Regions from separate parts of the Homo sapiens genome. Here all the other regions are linked to region 3. Evidence: chromatin contacts called from ENCODE Hi-C or POLR2A ChIA-PET data. All regions are on one chromosome and are shown on one strand. The core of a region is the stretch at or near the end of the contact, and the rest is flanking DNA. Distances in the headings are between cores, read along the strand shown. Region 1 holds the start of PUDP (pseudouridine 5'-phosphatase). Region 2 holds the start of PPP2R3B (protein phosphatase 2 regulatory subunit B''beta). Region 3 holds the start of PRKX (protein kinase cAMP-dependent X-linked catalytic subunit). Region 4 holds the start of PNPLA4 (patatin like domain 4, phospholipase and triacylglycerol lipase). Region 5 holds the start of GTPBP6 (GTP binding protein 6 (putative)).

The links. Hi-C counts contacts between places; a loop is a spot of excess contacts on that map. ChIA-PET counts read pairs that join two places held with the same protein, here RNA polymerase II (POLR2A). Pooled maps may share reads with other maps.
Region 1: a pooled map shows a loop between it and region 3 (7-fold over the local background). The contact joins the promoter of PUDP here to the promoter of PRKX in region 3. A Hi-C loop is called at or near these places in 1 of 37 single-sample maps with no recorded cell type and 8 of 50 pooled maps. POLR2A ChIA-PET finds 5 or more read pairs at or near these places in 1 of 52 experiments (T-cell).
Region 2: a loop to region 3 is called in a map of CD4-positive, alpha-beta T cell, with 16 times the contacts of the local background. The contact joins the promoter of PPP2R3B here to the promoter of PRKX in region 3. A Hi-C loop is called at or near these places in 1 of 168 maps with a recorded cell type or tissue (CD4-positive, alpha-beta T cell), 5 of 37 single-sample maps with no recorded cell type and 8 of 50 pooled maps.
Region 4: a loop to region 3 is called in a map with no recorded cell type, with 16 times the contacts of the local background. The contact joins the promoter of PNPLA4 here to the promoter of PRKX in region 3. A Hi-C loop is called at or near these places in 3 of 37 single-sample maps with no recorded cell type and 7 of 50 pooled maps. POLR2A ChIA-PET finds 5 or more read pairs at or near these places in 1 of 52 experiments (K562).
Region 5: a loop to region 3 is called in a pooled map, with 19 times the contacts of the local background. The contact joins the promoter of GTPBP6 here to the promoter of PRKX in region 3. A Hi-C loop is called at or near these places in 2 of 37 single-sample maps with no recorded cell type and 7 of 50 pooled maps.

Annotation. Positions count from the first base shown.
Region 1 is chrX:7,146,749-7,149,448 of GRCh38, reverse strand. It overlaps PUDP (pseudouridine 5'-phosphatase), which reads left to right and starts at 1,296. Exons shown (of 4, transcript NM_012080.5): 1 at 1,296-1,396. The coding sequence starts at 1,336. STS (steroid sulfatase) reads right to left here and starts at 1,737. Exons shown (of 11, transcript NM_001320752.2): 1 at 1,366-1,737. It overlaps MIR4767 (microRNA 4767), which reads right to left and starts at 1,589; the gene lies at 1,512-1,589. RefSeq lists an enhancer at 817-866 and a silencer at 1,057-1,776.
Region 2 is chrX:385,493-388,192 of GRCh38, reverse strand. PPP2R3B (protein phosphatase 2 regulatory subunit B''beta) reads left to right here and starts at 1,286. Exons shown (of 13, transcript NM_013239.5): 1 at 1,286-1,825. The coding sequence starts at 1,502.
Region 3 is chrX:3,712,231-3,714,945 of GRCh38, reverse strand. It overlaps PRKX (protein kinase cAMP-dependent X-linked catalytic subunit), which reads left to right and starts at 1,297. Exons shown (of 9, transcript NM_005044.5): 1 at 1,297-1,858. The coding sequence starts at 1,693. RefSeq lists enhancers at 1-32, 2,364-2,673 and silencers at 994-1,723, 1,744-1,873, 1,914-2,193.
Region 4 is chrX:7,926,085-7,928,883 of GRCh38, reverse strand. PNPLA4 (patatin like domain 4, phospholipase and triacylglycerol lipase) reads left to right here and starts at 1,471. Exons shown (of 7, transcript NM_004650.3): 1 at 1,471-1,598; 2 at 2,752-2,799. The coding sequence starts at 2,765. LOC107985675 (a long non-coding RNA gene) reads right to left here and starts at 1,384. Exons shown (of 5, transcript XR_001755784.2): 1 at 1-1,384. RefSeq lists enhancers at 864-943, 1,284-1,333, 1,354-1,593, 1,824-2,053, 2,716-2,765 and a silencer at 2,742-2,799.
Region 5 is chrX:317,525-320,224 of GRCh38, reverse strand. GTPBP6 (GTP binding protein 6 (putative)) reads left to right here and starts at 1,429. Exons shown (of 10, transcript NM_012227.4): 1 at 1,429-1,786. The coding sequence starts at 1,438. It overlaps LINC00685 (long intergenic non-protein coding RNA 685), which reads right to left and starts at 1,080. Exons shown (of 1, transcript NR_027232.1): 1 at 1-1,080.

The DNA.
Region 1 (2,700 bases), core at 47-2,546, 3.4 Mb before region 3:
TGACTATATATTATGCACTGGTACTAAGGGCTTGGCCTGCCTCACCTCCTTTATCACCTCCATTTTACCCAGGAGGAAACAGACACAGGTGCACTTTGTCTATCATAGATAATAATTCTTGCTGAATCCAGGCATGCCCCTGTCCACTATGTCTGCACTAAACTAGAAATACACTCTCATGTTTACACCTTTTTTTTTTTGTCTTTTTCCCCTTTTGTGGAGAACAGGGTCTCGCTATATTGCCCAGGCAGTTCTTAAACTTCTGGGCTCAAACTATTCCCCCAACTCCCACTTCTGCCTCCCTAAGTACTGGGATTACAGGTGTGGGCCACTGCGCCCAGCACACCCTCACGTTTTTAAAGTCTTGAAATTCTCCTATTTCCGCTTCTCAAAAGGTCCAATCCTTTTCCTTAAACGTGAATATACCACATAAACGAACACGAAATAGAAACAGGGACAAAAAAGTATTTTTTTGACGATGGCAAACGGGAAAAAAAAAAAAGAAAGCTGTTTAGGTGGCATTTGAAAAGTTAAAAAAGAAAGAAAACTCAGAGCAGCCCAAAAGACAGATGATACCTAAGAAGGCACAACCAGCAAGACATGTTGACTGTTAGTATTATTTCAGCATCCTCCTTGAGCAGCTTGGCTTTGCTCTGGGACAATGCACCAGCCTGGGATGCTCAGAGATGCAGGCACGGAGGTTGTGCAGCCTCTCCGCACACTGCGCATGCGCGGCTGCCGGTTCAAGTCGCGGTCCAGGACCGCAAGGAGGCGGGCAAGCGAAACTGAGAAAAACCCACCCACGGTCCAGGGACTGGGGGCTCGGGCGAACCCACCCAGGGACCTCCTGACCAAGGCCATTTGTCTGCAACCTGATGGCTAGAAGTGATACCACCCTGAGCATCTTCAATCCCCTTTCCCCACTCTACAGCCCCTTGTACTGTCCCTCCTTCCTCATTCACACCCCTGATCCAAACTCAAGCACTGAATTTGTCCCCAGACGAGGGCCTCGGCTCTGCGCGGCCGCTGGCTGAGTAGCTTGGCCCGATTCCGGGTGTGAAGTGAGGAGGAATTGATGCGGGTAAACATACAGCGCCGGCCCGCGCCGCATCCCGGGTCTGCAGCTACAGCTGCGGCGAAAGCCCAAGGTGCGCGTGCGCGGAGCGCCACTAGGCAGCCCAGGACGCGCGGGCTCGGAGCCGGGCGAGGGGCCGCGGAAGGCGCGTGCGCAGAGCGACCCCGGGCGCGCGAGAAGGTCCTCAGTGCGCGTGCGCGGGGCGGGCGGGTGCGCGCGCACTTCCTCCTCGCCCCCACCCAGACCCAGAAGGCGCCACCATGGCGGCGCCCCCGCAGCCCGTCACCCACCTCATCTTTGACATGGACGGACTTCTTCTGGGTGGGTAGTGTGCAGCCGCCGCCTCCAGTAAGGGCGGTCTTGTGTGGGCGTGGGGACGGTCGGCGCGGGGTACGTCACGGCCTGGGGGCCGCGGCGGGGCGGTGTTCATGCAGGGACGCTCGGGCTCCCGCGCGCTCTGCCCCCGGCTGGCCCCGAAGTCGGGCGGCGGCCAGGAGCGCCCGCGGGCCCATGTCCGGGCTGGCGGGCGCGCGTGGCCGCGGCGTCTACGCGGCCCCAGCACCCGCTTCCGGTCGGCGGCCCGCGCGTGGGGCCGGAGCACGTGGGAGCAGTCCCTGGGGTCCACCGGGCGGGCGCGCGGCTCCGCGTCCTCTCCTCAGAGCGAGGCGCGGCGGGACCTCCGCGCTCTCTTTTCGGTTACGCATGCGTGCGACCTTGAGCGGTGCCCAGCCTCAGCTTCCCCGTCTGCAAAGTAGCCTGGAGGATACTTGCCTGCCTGCTCCAAGGTTGCTGCTGTGGGCGCACTTTGATGGTAGCATCCTGCATGGTAGCGGTTCTCTACCTGGCGGTTTTGCAGCCCTGAGGGCATCTGGCAATGGCGATGTCAGGAGACATTTTGGCTGTCACAGCTGGCGAGGAGTGATGGGGTCACTGGCATCTAGTGGAGTCCAGACCAGTGATACTGTTAAACTTCCCGCAGTGCACAGGAGTGCCCTATGCAACCATAAGGAATTATCCCGCGCCGTCAACAGTGTAGAGGCACAGAAGGTCCGTCAAGTGGCCTGGCTGCCTAGGGTGACCAGCACCGGGGACATCACCTGTGGGCTACTTGTAAATGTAGAAGCTGGGGCCCCACCCTACCCCTGCCCAATCAGAATCTGCATTTTAAGCGCGTGAACGTTTGAGAACAGCTGCTCTATCAATCCGAGGCATTAAGAAACCCTTGGCAGTGTACTAAGGTAGTCAGTCTTAGCACATGTGAACTTCACCAGCCAAGAGGAATTCAAGTAGAATTCAAAGAATAAAACCCTGTTTTTAACTCAAGACAGAACTATGCTGAGCTCTACCGAAAGCCTTGACACAGTTAACACTATGACACATAATCACCAGGAGGCTTCATATATCTATAAACATGTCTGCATACTCTTTGTAGACAGCTGACCTGCTTGGTTACGTATATCATTCCTTCATTTCAAAACCCTGCAAGTTAGGAGGAAGTATTTGCATGTCACTAATTAAAAAAAAAAAAAAAAAAAAAACCCTGCAGCTCAGAGAGGTAAAGCTACTTGCCCAAGGTCACACAGCTAATAAGCCAAGCTGAGAAACGATTCTGGATTGATCCAGTT
Region 2 (2,700 bases), core at 37-2,536, 3.3 Mb after region 3:
AGTCTGGCTCTGTCGCCCAGGCTGGAGTGCAATGGTGTGATCTCAGCTCACTGCAACCTCCACCTCCTGGGTTCAAGCAATTCTCCCGCCACAGCCTCCCGAGTAGCTGGGACTACAGGCACACGCTACTATGCCCGGCTAATTTTTCTATTTTTAGTAGAGATGGTGGGGGCGGTTTCACTATGCTGGCCAGGCTGGTCTCGAACTCCTGACTTCGTGATCTGCCCGCTTCAGCCTCCCAAAGTGCCGGGATTACAGACTTGAGCCACCGCGCCCGGCCAAGGGTTACTTATTGAGTCTGGCTCGATTTATGCAGCTCAGAAGTAGGAGAACCTGGCTCATAAAAGACCTTGAAATTACTCTCTAACAGGGTGCAACACCAGGTGAAACCCTATTTTGATAAAAAATGAATAAAAAGCGGGGCAAGATGTAAAGGAAACAGGTGCATGTGTGCCAGACAGATGATAATGCAGTGTTTTTATGGATACTGTTAAAAGCAGAAACAAAAACGACCATTGGGTAAAGTTATTTAACTAATGTCACCTCCCTGGACGTGGATGATTTTTGCAATTTTCAACGCACTTCACGCTCATCCCTGAACACCAACGTTTAAAGGGGTCCAACTCCTCCAACCTGTCTCTACTGTTTGATAAGCAAAGCTAAAGTAAACGGGGCCCTTTGGGTCCCAGGTAGCCCGCTGTTATTGAAAAGTTTGATCTTTTCCTCGCGCGCTCCCGTAGGACGCACGCTCGCTCCCGAGCTCGGCGGGCGCGCACCCCGCATGCTCGCTCGTTCCCGGTGCCTCCCACTGCGCAGGCGCACTCCCGTCCTCCAGCCCCACCCGCTCACACACCTCCCAGCCTCTGGCTTGCGCCCCGCGGGCAGCCATTGCGCACGCTCACCCGACCGGCCTCCCGAACTCCGCTCCTCCACCGCTATGCACGGCGCATGCTCCATGCGGAGGTTCCACCCTCTCCTCGCTCTGGCAGGCACGCATTGCGCATGCTCGCATTTCCGCAGCTCTAGGACTGCCACGCCGCCATGGGCCGCGCCTCTAAAAATCCTAAACGCAGAAAGAGCTCGGGCGGTACGGCCGCCACAGCCCCTCCCTCGTCCTCACCGCAGCCGCTCGGCCCCACCAAAGCCTCCTGCAAAAGCTCCGAGGGCCGCGGGGCGCGCGTGGCTAGCGGCGGCGTCGCCTCGTGATGACATCGTCGCGATGACGCGACGCAGTGACGTGAACGCGGGCGCCCTTGTTTGGGAGCGCGGCCGGCGCGCCCGTTTTGAAGCTGCCCTGAGCAGCGCGGGCCGGACCGCGCCCCCTCCTCGGTCCCCGCGCCCCGCGAGTCCGCGCAGTTCCCGAGGCGCGGGCCCTGTTCCCTGCGCCGCGCCCCCTCAGCGGGCCGTGCTCGCATCACCGAGGTCGGTCCGGGGCGGACCGAAGCCCCCGGGGCGGGGCGGGGCGCGGGCGTCCGGGGGCGCCGCGGGCCCAGCCCCCGCCATGCCGCCCGGCAAAGTGCTGCAGCCGGTCCTGAAGATGAAGGTGGACGAGCTGTTCCTGTACTGGCTCAGCGAGGCCAGCACGCAGCGGATGCTGCAGGACTGCCTGCGCCGGATCAAGGCGCCCGGGCGGGACCAGCCGACCCCGGGGGACGGGGAGCAGCCCGGGGCCTGGCCCACAGCCCCGCTCGCCGCCCCCCGGCCCAGCGGGCTCGAACCCCCGGGAACCCCCGGGCCGGGCCCTGCGCTGCCCCTGGGCGCCGCCTCCAGCCCCAGGAACGCGCCCCACGTTCGAGGCACCCGTAGATCCGCAGGGACGAGAGTAGTAAGTTACTCTTCCTTCTGCTAACAACTGCGCAGGTGGCTCTGGTCGCATAGTGGGCGTGTGGCTGCGCGATGGAGGCTGGTGGGCGAGCGTCAGACCCCAAAACGGTTTCATATTGAGTCTGTTCCCCGCCCCGACCCCCCCCACCACACACATACAGACAAGAAAGTCCCACGTACTGAACATTCCGTCATTGACAGTTGTTAACCTAAAAATCACACAATTTATAAAGGTAGAAAGGCTTCCTATTTTATTTTATTTTATTATTTTAATTTGTTTTAATTTTGAGACAGAGTTTTGCTCTGTTGCCCAGGCTGGAGTACGATGGCGCGATCTTGGCTCACTGCAACCTCTGCCTCCCAGGTTCAAGCGATTCTCCTGCCTCAGGCTCCCGAGGAGCTGGGACTTACAGGCACGTGCCACCACGCCTGGCTGATGTTGTATTTTTAGTAGAGACTGGGTTTCCCCCATGTGGGCCAGGCTGGTCTCGAACTCCTGACCTCAAGTGATCCTCCCGCCTTGGCCTCCCAAAGTGCTGGGATTTCAGACGTGAGTCACTGCGCCTGGTCCGTTTTTTATTTATTTTACAATTCTTTGGAGACAGGGTCTTGCTCTGTCTCCTAGGCTGGAGTGCAGTGGCGCAAACACAGTTGGACTTCCTGCCTCAGCCTCCCCAGTAGCTGGGATTACAGGCGTGCACCATCACGCCAGGCTAATTTTTGTTTATTTATTTATTTATTTATTTTTGCAGAGACGAGGTCTTGCTATGTTACCTAGAGTGCTCTGGAATTCCTGGGTCCAAGCAATCCTCCCGCTTCGGCCTCCCAAAATCCCACTGTATTTCTTAGAAGAAACGCCATTTATTTCATAGAAGG
Region 3 (2,715 bases), core at 48-2,547:
GAGGCCGCTTTGGCTCTCGGAAAGCCCCCCTGACCTGCGGACTGAGGGACTGGAGACCCCCTCCAATCGCAGAATCGCTGAGATCCCTCAAAACAAAGGCGTTTGCAGTTTGACCCCTTGCTGCTCAAACTGTGGTCGGCGAACCGGCAGCCTGGGCCGCCCTGGTCGCGGGTCAGGGGCGCAGCGTCCAGGCCGTGCCAGGCCCGCAAGTTAAGCACTGTCTGCATTTCCCTGGGGAAAGGGGTGACCAAATATCTAGCTATATTTGCATTTCAAATCCACACGGATATGGGTTTTAAATATAAGTATGTCCAACTATTGCCTGAGCCACACTTAAGCCAGGAAAAAAAAATCTTTGGGGTTTCTGAAATTGAAATGCCTCTGCACAATTCTTTATAGGGTTGTCGCCGGGGTGTTTGAAACAGTGACCAATCAAGTTTCACGCACTACATTTGGTCGGGCGATCTCTCAAATCTGTCTTTCCCTAGTTTTTTAAAGGAATGTTTATTTGTAAAGAATTCTAGATCCACAGGAAGCTGCAAAGAAACGCACAGGGTCGAGCCCGCCCTTCCCCGCCCCTTCCAAGTAGAAATCTAGAATCACCAGAGTCCTACAGCAAAACCAGGACGCTGAACTCATCCCGAAGACCCGGCAGCCCCTCTTGGGGATCCGCCCTCATTCCAAATTCTCTCAGGTCCCAAACAAGCACCCGCAGGAGTACTGAACTTTTTGGGGGGAGGGCAGAGGGGATCTGTATGCAGATTGCCAGCTGAGCAATCCTATTTTCTATGACTTAAAGCCAATCAGAGGCTGGGCGTGGTGGCTTATACCTGTAGTCCCAGCACTTTGGGAGAACGAGGCAGGCGGTTCACTTGTGCTCAGGAGTTCCAGACCAGCCTGGCCAACATGGTGAAACCCTGTCTCTACTGAGAAAATACAAAAATTAGCCGGGCTAATCCGAGCCCCTCTCTTCACCAAACGCCAGTTTCACTTTTTAGTTTTGAACTTCACTTCTGCTGAGCTACGCCCTCCCTGTCCCCGGGCCCCCTCGCCTCCCCATCTTCCGGGCTTGGGTGCAGCGACGCGGGTGGCCCGCCAGTGCGTCCCCGAGGAGAAGTCAGCCTGGGTCCCACCCCAGGGGTGCCCCGGGCGCGGAGGGGGCGTGGGCACCTCCCCAGCGCCGCACGCCCGGGTCTCCGGCTCCTGGGCTGGGTCGGGGCGGGGGCGGAGCGCGCGCGAAGGCGACGCCCCCAGCCCCGCGGCCGGGTTAGGGCGGGGAGAGGCGCGGTCACGCCCAGGCGGCTTCCGCCCGCCCCAACAGCGCGCACGCGGCTACCGAGCTGGAGGAGGCGGCGGGCGCGAGACCCGGAATGCGCAGGGCCCCCGCCTCGCCCCCCCCAGCCCGGGCCGCGGCCCCCGCCTTCCCCGCAGTCGTCCCGCACTCGGTGCCCGCCCCCCGAGGCCGGCGGCTGCTCCCACTCGGGGCCGTTGCTGCTTGTGCCGTGAGCGCCGCCCAGCCATTGTCCCCGTCGCTCCGTCAGCCGCGCCGGACCGCGCACCAGGAGGCGAGAGCGCGCATGGGGAGCCTCTGTTGATGCCGCCGCCGCGCCGCCCTCCGAGGCTGCGTCCCGGGAAGCCCGGCTCCCCGAGCGCTCCGGCCTGGCCCGGTGCCCCGGACCTGAGTGCGTCCCCATGGAGGCGCCCGGGCTGGCCCAGGCGGCCGCGGCGGAGAGCGACTCCCGCAAGGTGGCGGAGGAGACCCCCGACGGGGCGCCCGCGCTCTGCCCCAGCCCTGAGGCGCTGTCGCCGGAGCCGCCTGTGTACAGCCTGCAGGACTTTGACACGCTGGCCACCGTGGGTGAGTGAGTGCGGGCGGGGACTCGGCCCACAGGGGCGCGCGGCGTGGCCGGGACGTTGTAGTAGGACAAAGGGCCCTGGGTGCCGACCTCCTGGGGAGGGCCCTGACCCGCTACTTCGGCTCGGAGTCCCCGTGCGGGGCTGCACCTGCGCCCCGGGTCTTCCCGGGTGGAGCGCACTCCCCAGCCCCCCAGCCCAGGCAAGTACCCCCGACCGGCCGGGTGCCTAACCTGAAATGCCGACGGCTCCTCTCGGAGACCACCCTCCACCCCCAGCACACACAGCACTCTGGGGCCTGGGCCGTCCGACGTCACAAAACCTCCTGCGGGTCACCTCGCCTGGGGGACCTCGTGCTCCCTCCCTGGCAGCGGCCCCAGGGACACTGGCGCGGGGTGCGAAGACCCCTGCAGGCCTCCCCTAGGCCAGCCTCCCTGTGTGCCCAGAGGCAGGGAATGTACAGATTTCTCCAGGGGCTGCAGGAGCAGCTGGGCTGTGGGGGACAGGTGTCCCGGGGCGCTGTGGGGACGAGGACGGCAGCGCTGGGGACGGATCCTAACATGTCCTGACACCGCCTGTGCTCTTCGTCTTGTGCCTCTGAAATGGGTAATTCTTGTATCGGACGCTTTATCCGTTTCCTTTGTCCTCTGTCTTTGAACTTAACCCCGAATGGGCAGCTTGACAGAGAGGTTTCGAGTTCTCGGTGCTCTTGCATCCGGACACGCGCTGCTTTATGGAGCAGCCCTGAGTGGGTCAGAATATCCCAACTGAACGTGGGCGCTGGATTTAAACAGTTGTCATCGGCCCGCCTGTGCCACTTAGGGACTCCGTATGGCTAAGTGGGGTGTTGGCTGTCAAGAA
Region 4 (2,799 bases), core at 222-2,721, 4.2 Mb before region 3:
CTCCCAAAGGCCCCACCTCCTAATACTATCACCTTGGGGGTTAGTATTTCAATATGTGAATTTTGGAGGTATACATGCAAACAATAACACCACCAAAGGAGTTAGACCACTGCTTCAGGATTCTGTTAAAACGCAGATGCCGACTCAGATCAGAGATGGGACCTGGGATCCTTCCTTTCTCATGAGCTTCCTGGAAGATGCAGTTCTGGGGAGGATCACACTCGACCTTAAAGAGCTAGAAGATTGTGGAAGGTTTAAGGACTGGAGTGTGTCCTGTATTTTCCTAATGTACGTTGTGCCTTCCCTTCACTAAATTCCGGTAGAGGTAAAGAATTCTGAGTAATGCAGTCATTCTACGATAAGGCAATAAGGTGTTTCAGGATCAATTTTCTCTAAAGAATAGTTATGTGAATTAAAAACATCTTCCCTAATCGTCACATCAAGGACTCACAGGTGTTGTTGGCCAGAGACGATACACCAAAACAGAAAGAAAAAGCCCAAACCAGAGGCAATTTGGAGAGCTCCACCCCTCCTCCCTGTTTTGTCTAAGGTAGAGACATTCTCGCAGACGCTCCTTTGTAGCCTCAGAGAAAGTAAATCTCTGCCCTTAAACTAGGGGACCTGGAGAGCCTTCAATCACGAAGTCAGGGATTCCTCCAGGCTTGGTTATTAGGATTAGATAAGGAAAACACCGTTTGGGGAGAGAAAGAATTATCAGAGTCCTTTAAATCTTGGTGGGCATGGCAGGCATCTTGGCGGTCGTTGAAGCTGCTTAAGTCTGAGCCAAAGGTGCCAGAGGACAAAACAGCCACCTGCTCACGGCCCCCTATGTGGAAAAAGCTTTCCAATTTAGCTCTCTCATTTTAGCATCTCAATCTGCACATAAGGCACGCGGGAAACTCAGAGAGGTTATGCTACCTGCTCAAGGTCACACAGCCTAAGGTCAACTGAGGATATGAAAGTTCCCCAGAGTCATAGTCCAGCTTTTCCTTTAGATAGCACTTCTTAAAAAAACCAAAGGCACGCCTTGAAAAGCTGCGGGATGTCCAGCCCCAAAATAGCCGCTGGAGTTGGCCCCTAGGGGCAGCTGGACCGCCCAGGCGGGCGAAAGGGTGGAGAGGGAGAAGAACCACTTCCGGGAAACAGACGCGAAGAGGGTAAGGCACTTCCGGGGCACAGAAAATGAGGATTATTAAAGGTCAGTTGCTCGCAGGTAAGGGCCAAGTAGCGTTAAAAGACACGTAAGGATTACAACGCCTCTCTAGGGTGTGGGTTAAAATGTCTCTCTAGGTACTCGAAGATAACATGACTCTAAACGAGGAATCCTTGCCTGCGCTGGAGGACGCTCCGGTCTAGCGGCCAGGTTGAGTCCAGAAGTTTAAATAGAGCAGGCGGGGCCTAGCGGGCGCCTTCGTCGGCGCGATGACGTCACATACCTGCGCGGGAGGCGGTACCAACCCCTGCCGCAGGACTTTCCTGGGCCGGCTCGCGGAGAGCGTAGCGCGGCCTTGGTGGCGGAATGGCGTTGAGTGACGGCCCGGCCCCGCCATCTGGTTAAAGGGACTCGTTCAACACGGAAGTGTCCCGGGGCTGCATTGGTACGGAGCCCTGGGGCCCAGCAAGGGTGTGCTCCTGCGGGACTGATGCGGGGACCACCCCGGCCCTGCCGGCCTCCAAGCCGCGGGAGGGCACTGAGCCTGTGCTGGCTGGGCCTGGCCGCCTGGTTGCTACACACCCAACCCCCTTCCCGTCCCCATTTGCAGAAGTGGAATCAAAACTGGGGCTTGACCCCGGATCGATGACTGGGACTCAGCCTACGCGGACGCCAGCGCAGCCTGCGGCGGCCGAGCCACCTGCCCTCACAGGGCCTGGCCGGGTGCATCAGGAACAGGCGGTCTTAGGTCCCTAAATTCGAGGCCCTGTAATGTGCCTCATCTTGGGGTCCCTGAATGGGGCCCTTGGGCCCCCAAGGAAACCCTGAGACCTTCAGAATGGACAGCCTTGTGGAGGCACAATTTCATTCACTTGGGCAAATTGTGCGCACTGAGGCATAGGAAAACATGTAATTTTGTATTTAGATGTGTTCCAAGTATAAAGTGGCGTGGCTGACATTTCATAGAGCCTTAAATTGCCTTCACCAGGCATGACCTCAGTTTGTGTTGAGATACTTGGCAAAGAAATGTATTGCATTGTTGAGTGATTGCTTATTGCGTTACTGAGTAATTGTATTGGCGTTCATAAAAGCATGGGTGCTCACAATAGAAATTGGGAAGGGGAGTAGGGAACTGTATTTGAAATCTTCTGATACACTTACCAAGAACAAATGTATTGTTCATTTGGAATTTGATACGGTCTCTAATAATTTTCTGTTTCATAATGGTAGTGCCGCCCCCACCCGCAAAACGTTTCAAAGGGTCAAGAGAAAAGACCAAATGCCCTTGTCAACTGGAATTTATACGTCTGTTTCCTGCCAAGTAATTAAATCGTAGATTCATAATCTATGTACCGAATAAATGTGGAATGTTTTTGTTTTGTTTTGTTTTAATGTATAAGACTTGGGTCAAGGTGAGGAGGGAAAGAAAGGGTTTCCTTGAAAGATTCTTGTGTTTAATTAGAATTAATTGAAACCACTGTGCTTAAAACAGAGAATGATGTTAGAAGAAAGCCTTGGAACGATGATCAACATAAGACTACACAGTATGTGGGATAAACTATTCCAACTTACAGCATTTTTGTTTTTTGTATTGCCAGTGCTACAGCTAGAATGAAGCACATCAACCTATCATTTGCAGCGTGTGG
Region 5 (2,700 bases), core at 180-2,679, 3.4 Mb after region 3:
GGACCCTCAGAGCTGGACTCCACCCTCCAAGGCAGCATTCGGGACCCTCACGGCTGGACTCGAGGCCCACGGCAGACATGAAGACCCCTGGGAGGCGTCCGGGACCCCCAGGACTGAATTTGAGGCCCCCAGGCAGACGTGGGGGCCCCTGGGCGGTGGTCAGGACGCCTGGGGCTGGACCCAACCCCCAAGGCAGACGAGGAGAACCCCCGGGCGGCATCCGGGCCCCCCAGGGCTGGACTCAAGCCCCCAAGGCTAGACGTGGGGACCCACCTGGGCGGCGACCGGGACCCCCAGAGCAGGTCTCAAGCCCCAAAGGCAGACGTGGGGGCTCCTCGGCGACGTCCAGGACCCCCAGGGCTGGACTCAAGCCCCCAAGGCTAGACACGGTGACTCCGGGGTGGCGTCCGAGACTCCCACGGGGGAACTCCAGTCTCCAAGGTAGACGTGAGGACCCCCGGGCGGCATCGGGGACCCCCAGGGCGGGACTCGAGCCCCCAAGGCAGACGCGGGGATGCCGAGGCGGCGTCCAGGACCCCCAGGGCGGGACTCGGGCCCCCAAGGCAGACGCGGGGACGCCGAGGCGGCGTCCAGGACCCCCATGGCTGGACTCGAGCCCCCAAAGCAGACATGGGGACCCCCTGGGTGGCGTCCGGGACCCTGAGAGCTGGACTCGAGCCCCCAGGGCAGACGTGGGGACTCCGGGGCAGCTTCCGGGGCCCCCACGGCGGCTCTCCAGGTTCCAGGGCAGACGTGGAGACCCCTGGGCGACGTCACGGACGCCCAGGGCGGGACTCGAGCCCCCAAGGCAGACGTAGGGACCCCTGGGCGCCGTTCTCGATCCCCGGGGCTGGAGTCAAGCCCCCGAGGCGGCGTTCCGGACTCTCGCAATCAGACTTGGACTCCACCCAGCGCGGAACGGGGTAGGACGGGAGCGAGGACGAGGTGAGTGAAGGCAGCGCTGCCGCCGCCGCCGCCGCCGCCGAGGCTCGGGGTCCTGGCGCCTACCGGGCCGGCGGCTGCACCGCGGGATGGGTCTGCCAGGAGCCGCCCACGCCGAACAAGAAGCGGCCCGGTCCCGCCTCCCCCGCCGGCAGCGCGTGCCAATCACCAGCACCTGATGCGGGGCGACCAATGAGGAGCACGCCCTGCCGGGGCGCGGCGCTAGGGAGCCCGCCCCGGCCGCACGCCAATCACCAGCACGTGACAAGGGATGACCAATGAGGATCACGCCCTATGCTGCGGAGAGGCGCTGGTGAGCACGCCCCAGCTGCACGCCAATCACTAGCACGTGACGCCGGATGACCAATGAGGAGCACGGCCTGTGCCGGGGAGAGGCGCTGGTGAGCCAGCCCCGGCCGCACGCCAATCACGAGCACGTGATGAGGAGCGGCCTGTGGGCAGCCCCCGCCCCAACGTTCAGCCTCCAGACGCGCCATGTGGGCCCTGCGGGCCGCCGTACGCCCGGGGCTGCGGCTCTCCCGCGTGGGCCGCGGCCGCTCGGCTCCGCGGGCAGCCGCGCCGTCCTGCCCCGCGCGCGCGCTAGCCGCTGTCGGCCGCAGGAGCCCCGGGAATCTGGAGGGGCCGTGGGGCGGAGGGCGGGGCCTGCGGGCGGACGGCGGCCGAAGCCGCACGGGAGACGACGAGGAGGAGCCGGAAGATGCGGACGAGAACGCCGAGGAGGAGCTGCTGCGGGGAGAGCCTCTGCTGCCGGCGGGGACCCAGCGCGTGTGTCTGGTTCACCCTGACGTCAAGTGGGGCCCGGGGAAGTCGCAGATGACTCGAGGTGACCGCGGCAGGGCTTTCGGGGGAGAAACAGGAGCTGGAGACCTGGGGGCGGGGCTCTGAGGGGAGGGGGCTCATAGGTGGAGATTCAGGGGCGGGGCTCTGAAGGGACGATCTCATAGGTGGAGATTCAGGGGCGGGGTTCTGTGGGGAGAATCTCATAGGTGGAGGCGCAAGGGCGGGGCTCTGCAGGAAGGATTTCATAGGTGGAGATTCAGGGGCGGGACTCGGGAGAATCATAGCTGGCGATGCAAGGGCGGGGCTCTGGGGAGGCTCATAGGTAGAGATTCAGGGACGGGGCTCTGACCTGAGAATCTCATAGGTGGAGACCCAGGGCGGGGCTTTGAGGGGAAGAGCTCAGGTGGCGACGTAGGGGCGGGGCTTCAGGGGGCCAGGCTCTAAGGAGAGGGTCTGATGGTTGGAGATGCCAGGGCGTGGCGCTGAGGGGCGGGGCTCTGAGGGGAAGAGCTTATGGATGGTGATGCGGGGGCGGGGCTCTGAAGGGAGGATCTCATAGGTGGAGGTGCATGGGTGGGGTTCGGGGGAGGAGCCCATGGGTGAAAGGGCGGGGCTTATGGGGAAGAGGGGAGGATATCATTGGTGGAGGTGCGTGGGCGGGGCTTCGGGGGAGGGGCCTATGGGGTAAAAGTGCGGGGGCGGAGCTTATGGGGTGGAGTCCGTGGGATGGGGTGGGGCCCGTGGGGTCCGTGGGGTGGGGTGGGGTGGGGTGGGGTGGGGTGGGGTTGGGTGGGCCGGGGCGGTTCTCGCCGATGGGACCTACGTTTCTCTTGCTCTGGGTTAGAGGTAGGCACGGTGTGTTTGAGGTCAGGGAAGGGAGGGCGTCCAGCGGACCAATCTGTGTCTAGTCCCACCCCCCACCCCCCAGGAGGAAATGCAAATGAATAAGTCGCTGCA